Linked DNA regions of Homo sapiens: region 2 is linked to region 1. The links are chromatin contacts, found by Hi-C or POLR2A ChIA-PET in ENCODE. All regions are on one chromosome and are shown on one strand. Each heading gives the region's core, a stretch centred on a gene start or an enhancer-like site at or near the end of the contact. The rest is flanking DNA. Distances are from core to core; before and after follow the strand shown.

Region 1 (7,214 bases), core at 4,168-6,667:
TGGGGCCCGTCCTGGGAGGAAAACACCAGCGGGGATGTCACCATGAGGTTGGGAGCCTTCTTTGTACGAGGGGAAGGGGAAGGGGACGTTATCTTGGAGACTTGGGGTCTTTATTCTTTGGGGGAATGGAAATAGCTTTGCTTTTCTTCTGATTGAGGCAAAACTCATTAAAGAGTAAGGCTTTTTGGAAGCGGGTGACCGCGGCGGGACTCTGGACCCCTCTCCTCTGTGCCTCACTGTCCTCAGCTGCAGAATGAAGATGGCAGGAGTTGGTGCCCCCGGGATGCTGAGAGCAGGTTTCAGAGTCTGTAAATCATGTAGCACAGTGTTGAATACGTGGTCACCATTCAGTAACTATGCCAATAATCGTGGGAAAATAATACCTGCTCATTGCAGAAAATACAGGAAAACATGCAGGAAAGAAAAATCACCATTATTCCACCCCCACCCCCATTTCCACTCTGACTCTTTCCAGGAGTTCTTCCATCAGTGTAGACAAAGTCCACAGCGGAATCACAGTGTAGACGACTCTGCTGGGGGCTGGGGACCTGGCTGGGCTGAGGACCTGACTTCCTTGCCAGCCACAGGGCCTCTGTAAAGGCCTGCCTCGCGCAGGTGTTGAAGTTTAGGGACACCTGCCTGTCAGAGGCATTTGAACAAGAGCAACTCCATCTTGAATGGGGGCTGGGTAAAATGAGCCTGAGACCTGCTGGGCCGCATTCCCAGGAGGTTAGGCATTCTTAGTTACAGGATGAGATAGGAGGCTGGCACAAAATACAGGTCCCAAAGAGCTTGCTGATAAAACAGACTGTTTTAAAGAAGCCGGAGCTAGGCGCGGTGGCTCATGCCTGTAATCCCAGCACTTTGGGAGGCCGAGGCAGGTGGATCACTTGAGGCCAGGAGTTAGAGACCACCCTGGCCAAAATAGTGAACCCCGTCTCTAATACAAAAATTAGCCAGGTGCAGTGATGGATGCCTGTGGTCCCAGCTACTCGGGAGGCTGAGGCAGGAGAATCTCTTGAACCCAGGAGTCAGAGGCTGCAGTGAGCCGAGACCTGGGCAACAGAGCAAGACATCGTCTCAAAAAAAATAATAAAATAAAGAAGTAAATAAAGAAGCTGGGAAACCCACCAAAACCAAGATGGCGATGAGAGTGACCTCTGGTCATCCTCACAGCTCATTACATGCTAATTATAATGCATTAACATGCCAAAAGACACTCCCATCAGCGCCATGACAGTTTTCAGATGCCATGGCAACGTCTGAAAGCTACCCTGTATGTTCTAAAAAGAGGAGGAACTCTCAGTTCTGGGAATCGCCCACCCCTTTCCCAGAAATCTCATGAATAATCCACCCCTTGTTTAGCATATAATCAAGAAATAACCATAAAAATGGGCAGCCAGCAGCCCTCTAGGCTGCTCTGCCTACGGAGTAGCCATTCTTTATTCCTTTACTTTCCTAAGAAACTTGCTTTCCCTTTATGGATTAGCCTCGAATTGTTTCCTGAGCGAGATCCAAGTACCCTCTTTTGGGGTCTGGATCGGGACCCCTGTCCAGTAGCACTCCCTCCATCTTGCCTGCTGAGGAGGAAACTAGACCTGGGAACCGACCAGGGTTGCAGGGCCCAGGGCCCGAGGGCATCGTTCATACCCTGGGCTGGTGGCTATGGAACTAATAAAGTCCTTTTTGTTTCTTTGTTTCTTTTTTTGCTTAAGCTAGTCTGAGTTAAATTTCCCCATGCCCAAGTGAAAGCTTTGACTGAGAGAAATAAACCTAGGCCAGGATTTGTACACAGACCATTTGGTAACTTGTTCAATTAACATGTTGAACATCTCATTTTTCTCTTTCTGTTTATAAGCAAGCATGTATGTATTGAAGAGAACTTTGAAATTAAGAAGAACAGTGCTCGCTGTGGCAGCATATACACTAAAACTGGAATGATACAGAGAAGATTAGCATTGCCCCTGCACAAGGACGACACACAAATTTGTGAAGCGTTCCATACAAAAATATATTTAAAAAAAGAAAAAACACAAAATCTCGTCTTTAATATTAGCTGCTGTGCATAGGCAATCCGTATCAACATTTTGTTTGCTATTTATATAATTAATATAGTGATTTATTTCTTTCCATGTCATTTGGCTGCTTAAATTTTTAATGTTTTTTTTGAGAGTCTCGCTCTGTTGCCCAGGCTGGAGTGCGGTGGCGTGATCTCGGCTCACTGCAACCTGCATTCAAGTGATTCTCATGCCTCAGCTTCCCGGATAGCTGGGATTACAGGCACCACCACCACACCGGCTAATTTTTTTTTTTTAGTACAGATGGGGTTTCACCATGTTGACCAGGCTGGTCTCGAACCCCTGGCCTTAAGTAATCTGCCCATCTCAGCCTCCCAAAGGATTACAGGTGTGAGCCACTGTGCCTGGCCTGCTTAATCTTTTATTACATATTTCAGTCATCCATGATATTGTGAAGTTATATTTGGTTTTCGTTCAGTCTCCTGGCATATATTTCCCCAAATCCTTGGAATCTTCAAAGTGATGAATGTCTTTTTTGTATGTTAATGAGGTGGCTGGTGGCTCCTAGACAGCTTCAAGATAGGAGGTGGGGCTGGTCACCAGAAAGAAGAAGGTAGGGTTAGAAGGTTGGGACTCAGCCCTACTCTTGCCCTCTGGGAAGGGAGAGGGGCTGATGGTTGAGCTGATCGCCAATGGCTAATGATTAAATCATGCCTATGTGATGAAGCCTCCATAAAAACCCAAGAGGACAGGGTTCAGAGAGCTTCCGGGTAACGTGGAGGTTTCTAGAGGGCAGCGCACCTCCCTTCTACGGGGACAGAAGCTCCTGTGCTTGGGACCCTTCCAGAACGCTCCCTATGCATCTTCTCATCTGGCTGTTCATCTGTATCCTGTAAAATATGCCTTGTAATAAACCAGGAAATGTGTTTCTCTGAGTTCTGTATGCTGATCTAGCAAATTAATTGAACCCAAGGAGGGGGCTGTGGGAACCCCCAATGTTTAGCAGGTCAGTCAGAATCACAGGCCAAATAACCAGGGGCTTGCAGTTGGCATTGGAAACGGGGTTCAGTCTTGTGGGAACTGAGTCCTCGATCTGTGTGGTCAGGCGCTGTCTACAGGTAGATGCCGTCAGACTTGAATGAGAGGACACCCAGCTGGTGTCCGCTGCAGAACTGATTGCTTGCTTGTGGGTGGGGAGAAGTATTCTGTGTTGATTCTTGAGTGAGAGAACAGGAAAAGGACACTGCGCTTTTCCCCTAGATCCTCAGGGTGGCTGAATATACATATGGAATACGCTGTAGGAGGAGTTATGAATATCTGTGAGGGGAGCAACACCCAGTGTGCAGTTAGCTTCATGCCTCTTCATGGGTCACGTGTTCAAAAAATGTTGGGGTTAGCGTGATCGGAGGATGTGGTTTTCCTCCCTCTGACGTCAAAAGGTGAAGCAGAGGACACGAGAACCCTCACTGCACCGCCTCTGGAGACGGCCACGGCCACTGCAGGCTCTGTGGTCTCTTACCAGGAAGGGAAGCATTGCCTGGCCGTGGCCTCAGATGATTGGCTAAAGGCAATAGAAGAGTGAGATGTCTGTTCTTTTTTTCTAGAGCTGGTTTCTGTTTATTCTTTAGGAAGGCATTCCAGTGAAAGGGTATTAAGGAAGGGGCACACTGAGGCGAGTCTGACCTGTCCTGTCACGGCCAGGAACTCAGTTTTTAAGGTTTCTCTGAGGTCTCCTCGACCAAGAAGCGGTCCGCTCAGTTGGCAGGGGTTTTAGGATTTTCTTATGTACCTCAAGGGAGCAGTAAACATCACATCATAATTTTTTTTTTAACAAAAAAGCACAATATGCACTCAAAACAGTGTTTGAACATTTTAAAGAATACATATTATATACCTCTGTTAAATGAAAAACTTCAGCCAAATTAAATTTAAATGAGTTTAATTGAGCAATGAACGATTCACGAATTGGGCAGCCCCCAGAATCACAGCAGATTCAGAGGGACTCCAGGGATACCTCGTGGTCAGAACAAATCTATAGACAAAAAAGGGAAGTGACATATAGAAATTGGAGGTGAGTACAGAAACAGCTGGGTTGGTTGCAGCTCGGCATTTGCCTTATTTGGACACAGTTTGAACTCTCAGCAGTGTACGAGTGAAGTACGGCTGCTGGGATTGGCCAAGACTCAGGTACTGCCACAGGTGCAGACTCCCAAGTGAGGATGTCAGGGTTTCAGTCTTGTCTACCAATTAAGTTAGGTTGCAGTTCGTCCACAAGGACTCAAATAGAGAAGTATGGAGTCCTTCTCAGGCCATATTTAGTTTGCTTTAACAATTCCACCCTTTTGGTCATTTTCTCAATTTTGAGAGATTGACCAAAACTTTAGTCATTGATGTCACTATCACCATCGTAAATGTACTTATTTGGTCCTGAAACCCTCTGAGAAACAGTAGAACAGTGAGTTTTGCAAAGGTAGGAACAAGGACTGAGGGTACCTCCTTATGCTGGAACGTCCTGTTTATAGGGGAATCTGTTAGGATCTATGTGTTTCCTTAAAGTCTTAGTTTGATTATGTCACATTTAGCATGAGTGACTCCATTTTTGTTTGGCTTAGTCTGTTGGGACATAGTGCATGAGCTCAGTCCAAAACAATGGCCTCCCATAATTTTATTTTAATAAATTCCCCTTTCTGTCCAGGTTCTCACTTAGGTGAGTGTGGGCGGCAAGCCACCCAGCTGCCAAGGCAAGACCCCGAGGGCACAAGCTGTTCCAGTATAATAAAAAATATATATATAGAATAAGAATAGTTATACTAGGCCGGGCGCAGTGGCTTACGCCTATAATCCCAGCACTTTGGGAGGCCGAGGTGGGCAGATCATGAGGTCAGGAGATCGAGACCATCCTGGCTAACACGGTGAAACCCCGTCTCTACTAAAAATACAAAAAATTAGCCGGGCGTGGTGGCGTGCACCTGTAGTCCCAGCTACTCGGGAGGCTGAGGCAGGAGAATGGCATGAACCCGGGAGGCGGAGCTTGCAGTGAGCCGAGATTGCGCCACTGCCCTCCAGCCTGGGTGACAGAGCGAGACTCTGTCTCAAAAAACAAAAACAAAAACAAAACAAAACAAAACAAAAAGAATAGTTATACTAGAAATAGATTATAGATATGATTAGATATGACTATTATCAATCATTAGTTTGTGGCATTACTCTATTCCAATATTATAATAATCTTTGTTCTACAATTATAACCTAGGAAAAACCAGGCCATACAGAGATAGGAGCTGAAGGGACAGGGTGAGAAGTGACCAGAAGACGAGTGTGAGCCCTCTGTCACGCTCAGACAGGGCCACTAGAGGGCTCCCTGGTCTAGTGGTAATGACAGTGCCTGGGAAGGCACCTGTTACTTAGCCGACCAGGGAAGGGAGTCTCCCTTTGGCCAGGGGAGAGGGGCGGAGGGGTTAGAGAAGACTCTGCTCCACCATCTCTTGTGGAAGGCCTGACATCAGTCAGGCCCGCCCACAGCCATCCGGAGGCCTGACCATCTCCCTGTGATGCTGTGCTTCAGCGGTCACGCTCCTGTTTCACTTTCATGTTCCGCTCTGTACACCTGGCTCCATCTTCTAGATAGCAGTAGCAGAATTAGTGAAAGTGCTAAAGTCTTTGAAATGCATAGAAGAAATAATGACGTAGGCTGTCTCCTCTCTCTCTCCGCCTCGGCTACCAAACAGGGAAGGGCACCCTGTCCGGTGGACACGTGACTTGCGTGACCTGACCTATCATTGGAGATGACTCACACTCCTTACCCTGCCCCCTTGTCTTGTATCCAATAAGTAACAGGGCAGCCAGGCATTCGGGGCCACTACCAGTCTCCGTGTCTAGGTGGTAGTGGTCCCCTGGGCCCAGCTGTCTTTTCTTCTATCTCTTTGTCTTGTGTCCTTATTTCTGTGATCTCTCATCTCCGCAGGTGAGGAGAAAAACCCACAGGCCCAGTAGGGCTGGACCCTACAGGCGAGAGTGTGACCAAAACTTAGGGCCTTAGCACCACTCTCAGTTACCATCGTTTTGGGTTTCTGGTCTCAGCACGTCATTCATAGGTTACGGTGTCCTCATGGTCACACATTTCTTTCAGCTTCTGCCATTCCAGTTGAAGAGAGACCATTTGTTGTTCTAGAGATGGCTGCATGCAGACATTTAAAACCTTTGAGAGAATGCAGCGCACCAGGGAGACTATTATTATGATTACTGGGAGGATAATACCAAGAGTTTGCAGTATGCTCCTTACCCAGGGTCCCTATACACCAAACCACCCCAAATCAAATAGATCAGACAATGAGCTAGATAAGAGGCTACTCACTCAACTAAGTGGCCTTTTCATTAATCTCCCACAACTGAATCTCTATAATACCTGATGTATTTCTCCCTAGGCCACAGGTGCCAGCAGCTGCACAGGTACTACTTTTCTGTTTAGTCAATTCTATTATTTAGCATACCTTTCACAAGGGAATTGAAAGTCTGTTGTGTAACTATAGCCTTTACAGTAGAGTCTGCTATACAGCCTATCATGAGGGATACATTTCTGGTTATGGCCTCTTTTACTCTAAACCATGGAAAAGTGATGCCCTTCTGGAAGAGTAAAGCCCTCCTGGCAATGCCCTCTTTAACCCATAGTGTGGGTTAAGAGGAGTGAACCGATATTCTGTTTCTGACTGATTACAGGCAACATATGTCTCATTAAAGTTTCTCACCTACACTGGACCTTCATCTTTTATCTATCAAAGTATAAAGTTATCCGTGTATAAGGCTGGCTGCAAAATCCTTCACAAATGAAAGTATACCCCATAAGTGCACACAACAGATCGTCTTTTCATTTCTATTATTCATAGAGGCATAAGCAAGGAACAGATACTCAAAGATAAGAGTCTCATGGCCAGGCGTGGTGGTGCATGCCTGTAATCCCAGCACTTTGGGAGGCCGAGGTGGGCGGATCACCTGAGGTTAGAAGTTCAAAACCAGCCTGGCCAACTTGGCAAAAACCCATCTCTACTAAAAATACAAAAATTAGCTTGGTGTGGTGGCAGGCACCTGTAATACCAGCTACTCGGAAGGCTGAGGTATGAGAATCGCTTGAACCCAGGAGGCAGAGGTTGCAGTGAGCTGAGACTGCACCACCGCACTCCAGCCTGGGTGACAGAGCAA
Region 2 (6,407 bases), core at 583-3,082, 180 kb after region 1:
TTTTCACTCAAAAGTATTTTAGCGTAGAGCTCTGTGATTCCGTAGCTATTTAGGAGTTTAAGCACCTTGAAGGCTTTAATTGCAGAAAGTTCTATGTGGACGTGCAATGTGTTATACGCAGTGTCTATGAGACTCAAATGTTTATTAGGGCGTTGAAGTAAACTGAGCACTTGGAGGGCCATGGATCCAGCCTTCAAGGAGCTCATAAGTCAGGAGGACCCAGGAGCAATGACCTGTCATAGAAGGCAGAAAAGAGGGGCACAGAGGTGGGTGGGAGGCATACACAGGCAGCTCCTGGAGCTCCAAGGGGAGCAAGTGCTTCCAGGGAAGGGGGCGTGGAGGCCCCTTTGGAGGAGGCAAGTTGATCTGGGGTCTGGCAGAGGGTTAGCTGGGGACATTTAGCGGGAGGCTGGTGCCCGGGAATTGGGGGGATGCCCAGCAGAAAGACATGAGGAGGCTGGCCTGGGGCGTGGGGGGGTGTGAAAGGTTAAGTGGGGGCATTATCCTGCTCCCGCTCCTGCCGGCTGTATCTGGTCAGCCTGGGCACCGAGGTGGGGTTCTGGAAGGCACTGTTCACCAAAATGCTTATCTGGGTCCCCCAGAGAGCTTGCCTGCCTGGACTGTCGGCTCGCCTGCAACTGCTGACTCCTAAGCTTTTGCAGCTCAGCCCACAACCAGTTCCTATTCACAGAGGTGGGAGCTGAGGGGTGACAAGTGACTGCTGCAGTCTTATTTGTCATAGAGAAAAAGTGACAGAGTCCAGCTTGCCCACTGGCCCTGCCAGCTTAACTGGTTATAAAGTGACAAATCCCCAAGACCCACAGGGCTCTGCACAACCTGGGCCCTCCTGCCAGTGGCGGCGAGGGCAGGTGGCTCACGGCTGGGTGCCTGTCTGGGCAGGAGCTGGGCTGGTATGGGGTGGGCCTGCGGCCCTGCCCCCCTGTGCAGATCAAGACTCAGGGTGCTGGTGTTCACAGGTGCCCTCATCAGCCACGAGAAGCTGCTGCTACAGATCAACCCCGAGCGGGAGCTGGGGAGCATGAGCTACAAACTCGGCCAGGTCAGTCTCGCGCCCCCGCCGCCTGGCCTCTGTCCGTTTCTGTCCTCAGACTTTGGCGCTTGACACACCCAGGAGAAAAGCTCAGTGCACTTTTTAAATGAAAGGAAGTTTTCCTTTTTTTTAAAAAAAAATTTAATGTTCATTGTTTTTATCTGTTTTATTCCTAGGTCCCGCAAGCAGAGGAAGCATTAGTTTTGTTTTTATTTATGTTCTGTATTCCAGAAAGTAGTTAAGAGACCTCACATGTAGCGATAGAGATGTGTGTAAGAGACAGTGAGAGGGCGTGACTTGGACTTAAGCAAGGACCGTGAGACACAAAAAGGGGGGTGAGGACAGAGTGGAGTCAGCTGAAATGCTCAGGAGGAAGTAGACGCCATGAAGGGCCATGGTATGGGGGGCCGCAGGCGTGGCCGTGAGTGTCCCTGGGGCCAGCTCTTGGGGGGCTCCCTGAGTGTCCCTGTCCCTGTGGCCAGTTCTGGGTGGGAGCCCCGTGTGCAGGCAGACAGCTCGGCCACTTCCTAGCAGGTCACATTGGTCTGTGCTTCTGTTTCCTCCTCAGATAAGTGAAGGGATTCAAGGGTCTGGGTGTGGTGGCTAACACCTGTAATCTATAACATTTTAGGAGGCTGAGGCAGGAGGCTTACCTGAGCTCAGGAGGTTGAGGCTGCAGTGAGCCATGATTGCACCACTGCACTCCAGCCTGGGCAACAGACCAGTACTCTGTCCCTTAAAAAAAAATGTAAACAGAAACGTAGGGCCATTTGCATATGATGGCACATGGCGTGGAGCCCTACAGGTGTATGCTGGGCGGGGCCCGGCTGTGCTGGCCGACTTGCACCTTTCCCTCCACCCCGGTGCTGTGTCTTTCGCTCACCGGGTTCCTGATTTAGTGAAAGCAGTTGTGCAGGACAGTTCTCTTTGTAGCTTTTGTTTCTGTGGAAATGGGTCAGAATATGGTGTTTAGAAACACTTATGAGCTCTGAGAGTTTCCTCTTCTGAGTTCCTGGCCTGCAGCCTTCACAGCAGAAACCCTGTGATGTCACAAGCCTGTTTCTGTTCCCTGCTCTCTGCCTGTACTGTCCTGTTTTGTGCCTGCCGGTTTCAGTGACAGGAAGCAGGGAGCTACTGGACCAGCCTGTATTTTTCTAGACATAGTTGGAAAAAGAAGTCCCACTCTTCTGTCCTTTCACCTTTGACAGATGTTTCCACCCCAAGATAAGTGAAAATGACCAATAGGATGCACTGTATTTTTCATGAAAGTGTTTCTGAAGGGCAGGCTGAGAGTGAGAGGCCTGGGGCTCACTGGGTGCCTCTGGCCTTGTCCTGGGCCCAGGGACACTGGTCTGTGCCCGAGGTATTCCCTATCCCCCCAACCCCGCTGCATTTGGCCACATCCTTCAATGTTTGCGTTGTGTCCAGCGTCCGCAAACCAACTGTCATGGGATCATACTGGGGCTGAAGTACGGTCCCACCCCTGCCCTGTCTGGGGCTGAAGTACAGTGCCACCCCTGCCCTGTCTGGGGCTGAAGGACAGTGCCACCCCTGCCCTGTCTGGGGCTGAAGTACAGTGCCACCCCTGCCCTGTCTGGGGCTGAAGGACAGTGCCACCCCTTCCCTGTCTGGGGCTGAAGGACAGTGCCACCCCTGCCCTGTCTGGGGCTGAAGGACAGTGCCACCCCTGCCCTGTCTGGGGCTGAAGGACAGTGCCACCCCTGCCCTGTCTGGGGCTGAAGGACAGTGCCACCCCTGCCCTGTCTGGGGCTGAAGGACAGTGCCACCCCTGCCCTGTCTGGGGCTGAAGGACAGTGCCACCCCTGCCCTGTCTGGGGCTGAAGGACAGTGCCACCCCTGCCCTGTCTGGGGCTGAAGGACAGTGCCACCCCTGCCCTGTCTGGGGCTGAAGGACAGTGCCACCCCTGCCCTGTCTGGGGCTGAAGGACAGTGCCACCCCTGCCCTGTCTGGGGCTGAAGGACAGTGCCACCCCTGCCCTGTCTGGGGCTGAAGGACAGTGCCACCCCTGCCCTGTCTGGGGCTGAAGGACAGTGCCACCCCTGCCCTGTCTGGGGCTGAAGGACAGTGCCACCCCTGCCCTGTCTGGGATGTTTAGCCCCTAGATGCCACTGGACTGAGCCGCTACTTGCTTTTGGGAAAGAGGGGTGGGGGTTAGGGGTCTGGGCGAGGGGAGTGCAGGGGCTCCTCCTTGGCCTGAGAGCTGTTCATACAGACTCCTCGCCCACTCCCTGCAGGGTGCTGGGTCCCAGGGGGGAAATGGCCCTTGGTGCCAAGAACGTGAGTTGGGGCTAGTGCCAGTGATGATGGAGAACAGCTTTTTATGGGCACACAGCCCACAGCACTGTGCCAAGTGCTCGAGGCTTCCCGAGAACCAGGCAGAAAGGAGGACAGTCGAGGTGTGCTGACTGCGTGGTGGCTGCGTGATCTAGAGCGCGGGTCACAAAGGCGCGAGGGAGCTCTGGCCTTGGGTTTACCGCAATGACTGCCAGTGCGGGAGACTGGAAAAGGAATCTCACGTATTGGTTCCGTGTTTTGGGGACTCCATTCAGATGTCACTTAGGAGTGAAAGCATCCCTTCGTAGAGCCTCTTTCTGTGTCACCCTCCTCAGCTGCTCCTGGGGTTGACTGGCCCCTGATTCATGCCTTTAGCATGTGCTGGAGCTTCCCAGCAGCTGTCCAGCCCCTGCCCCACCCTCTCTGTGGGCTCCCTTGCCCGTAACCTGGGGTGTCTGAACGACCCTTGCTAAGGGGCAGACTGTTAGACGGTAGGCATGTGCTGAGTCCCAGTGGCCACACCCACCCACCAGGAGCCTGGCACTGTGGCCGCAGCACTGAGCAGTGCCCCGTTTCTGTGGCAGGTGTCCATACACTCCGTGTGGCTGGGGAACAGCATCACACCCCTGAGGGAGGAGGAATGGGACGAGGAAGAGGAGGAGGAGGCCGACGCCCCTGCACCTTCGTCACCACCCACGTCTCCAGTCAACTCCAGGTTTTCCAATGGCCTTTTTCTTTTTAACAGAAATTTGAAATTTCTTATCAGTCATTTGATTTGTTTGAGGTGCTTCTTGAAATGAGCCTCTCATCTCATGTACTTGGAAAATACCCATCTCGCATATTCCACAGGAAACACCGGGCTGGAGTTGACATCCACTCCTGTTCGCAGTTTTTGCTTGAGTTGTACAGCCGCTGGATCCTGCCGTCCAGCTCAGCCAGGAGGACCCCGGCCATCCTGATCAGTGAGGTGGTCAGATCCGTAAGTGAGCCTTCCCATTCCCCTCACACCTGCACGTGCCACACGCACCACACACGCCACACACCCCACACACACACACCGCCCACACACATGCCACTTGCACACACACCCCTCATGCATGCAACACACACACAGGCCACACGCACCATAGACACCACACACACATGCCACATGCACACACATACACGGCATGCACCATACACACAACACACACAGCACACATGCCACACACACACGCCACACCACATGCACCACACACATGCCACATGCACACACACTCCACATGCATGCACCACACACACACACACACACCACACACACCACATGCACCACACCACACAGGTTACATGCACACAACACACACATGCCACGTGCACACACCCCACACACCACATGTATGTGCCACACACAGCACACAACCACACACATGCACCACACACATGCCACATGTGCATGCACCAGACACATGGCACACACTACACACACGCCACGTGCACACACCCCACACACATGTACGCACCACACACATGCCACACACACATGCACCACACACATGCCACATGTACACACATGTATATACACACCCCACACCACACACACACCACTTGCACACCACGCACACACACCACATGCGCACACACACACCACATACGCCACATGTACACACCATACACACACCATACATGCACCACGTGTACCACGCACCCACACAGACACAGCACACGCATACACCACACACACACGCACACATGCGTCCCGCACAGTAATGTCTCTTGGGTGTAAGAACACGACTTGCCAGTAGTAGCGTTCTGGATGCGTTGCCTGGATTCTAACAGCGCGATTCTCCCCTTGCCCTCCTGGTTTTCCACATCTCCAGCTTCTAGTGGTCTCAGACTTGTTCACCGAGCGCAACCAGTTTGAGCTGATGTATGTGACGCTGACAGAACTGCGAAGGGTGCACCCTTCAGAAGACGAGATCCTCGCTCAGTACCTGGTGCCTGCCACCTGCAAGGCAGCTGCCGTCCTTGGGATGGTAAGTGACAGGTGGCACAGAGGTTTCTGTGCTGAAGCCACGGGGGCCCATCTGCCTTGGGACCTGGTGTTGGCCAGAGGTGCCGGGTGCGGCTGCCTCCTTCCAAGAGTTGACCCGAACCGGACTCCACGGCCCACGTGAGCTGCAGTGCTTCTCAGATGGAGGGGGTTCAGCGACGGTCAGTGCCATTCACAGGTCACTGTGATGTGGGTTGTGGCGGCCAAGCCATGGTTTGGGGTCCCGTATCCCTGGGCTTATGACATCATTGTAGTAGCCCATCCCCACAGAACCACGGTGTGTGGTGGCGCTGAGGCATCGTAGATGGTGGAAATGCTACTGGCTTCCCCATGCTCTGCCCTGAGGCCTGACTGCCTCACTCCCCTTCTCAGTTATGTTCCAGGCCCCCCGAGCTTCCTGGCTGGACAGCTTCTCTCCTGGGGGCCGTTTTGTCACAGTGACCCTGTGTTTCTAGTCCCAAATCTGGGTGCTATAGTCTCTTTTTAGCGTGGTGGTTGTCTTAGTCTTTTTTGGCTGCTACCACAAGTTACCTTAGACTGGGTAATTTATAAACAGTGGAAATTTACTTCTCACCGTTCTGGGGGCTGGAAGTTTTCATGGTCAAGGTGCCAGCAGATTTGGTGTGTGATGAGGGCTGCTCTCTGCTTCATAGATGGCATCTTCTGGCTGGGTCCTCACGGTGGAAGGAGTGAACAAGCTCCCTCAGGCCTTTTAGAAGGGCCCCAATCCACAAGGGCTCTCCCATCATGACCTCATCACCTCCCAAGGCCCCACCTTCTTGTACTGTGGCACTGCAAATTAGGTGTCAGTGTAGGAGTTTCAGGAGGGATAGAAACATTCAGACCATCCCAGCGGTCAAGTGTTCATCCTCTTGAGTTCCTCCTTATTCTGCTTCTGGTTTATCAGGATTCAGCCAGTGCAGCATGGTACCTGTATTCTGTGGCACATCACCACATGGTATTTGCCAAGTATCCATCACCTGCACACGTGAAATCATTGCCCGTGGGTCCCGACATCTGGCGAAGCATAT

The links. Hi-C counts contacts between places; a loop is a spot of excess contacts on that map. ChIA-PET counts read pairs that join two places held with the same protein, here RNA polymerase II (POLR2A). Pooled maps may share reads with other maps.
Region 2: a loop to region 1 is called in a pooled map, with 3 times the contacts of the local background. The contact joins two enhancer-like sites. A Hi-C loop is called at or near these places in 1 of 168 maps with a recorded cell type or tissue (posterior vena cava) and 1 of 50 pooled maps. POLR2A ChIA-PET finds 5 or more read pairs at or near these places in 2 of 52 experiments (OCI-LY7 and activated T-cell).

What each region holds. Positions count from the first base shown.
Region 1 is chr4:3,042,199-3,049,412 of GRCh38, forward strand. It overlaps the pseudogene RNU6-204P and HTT-AS. Among named protein-coding and RNA genes, the nearest start is that of HTT, 29 kb to the right of the region's middle. RefSeq lists enhancers at 1-107, 5,512-5,871. Within about 2 kb of position 5,418, at least 14 of the 41 ENCODE cell types and tissues checked have a DNase peak (open chromatin) inside an H3K27ac peak, as active enhancers do.
Region 2 is chr4:3,224,684-3,231,090 of GRCh38, forward strand. It overlaps HTT (huntingtin), which reads left to right. Exons shown (of 67, transcript NM_001388492.1): 57 at 978-1,060; 58 at 3,932-4,062; 59 at 4,197-4,326; 60 at 5,204-5,359. Among named protein-coding and RNA genes, the nearest start is that of MSANTD1, 21 kb to the right of the region's middle. Within about 2 kb of position 1,833, at least 15 of the 41 ENCODE cell types and tissues checked have a DNase peak (open chromatin) inside an H3K27ac peak, as active enhancers do.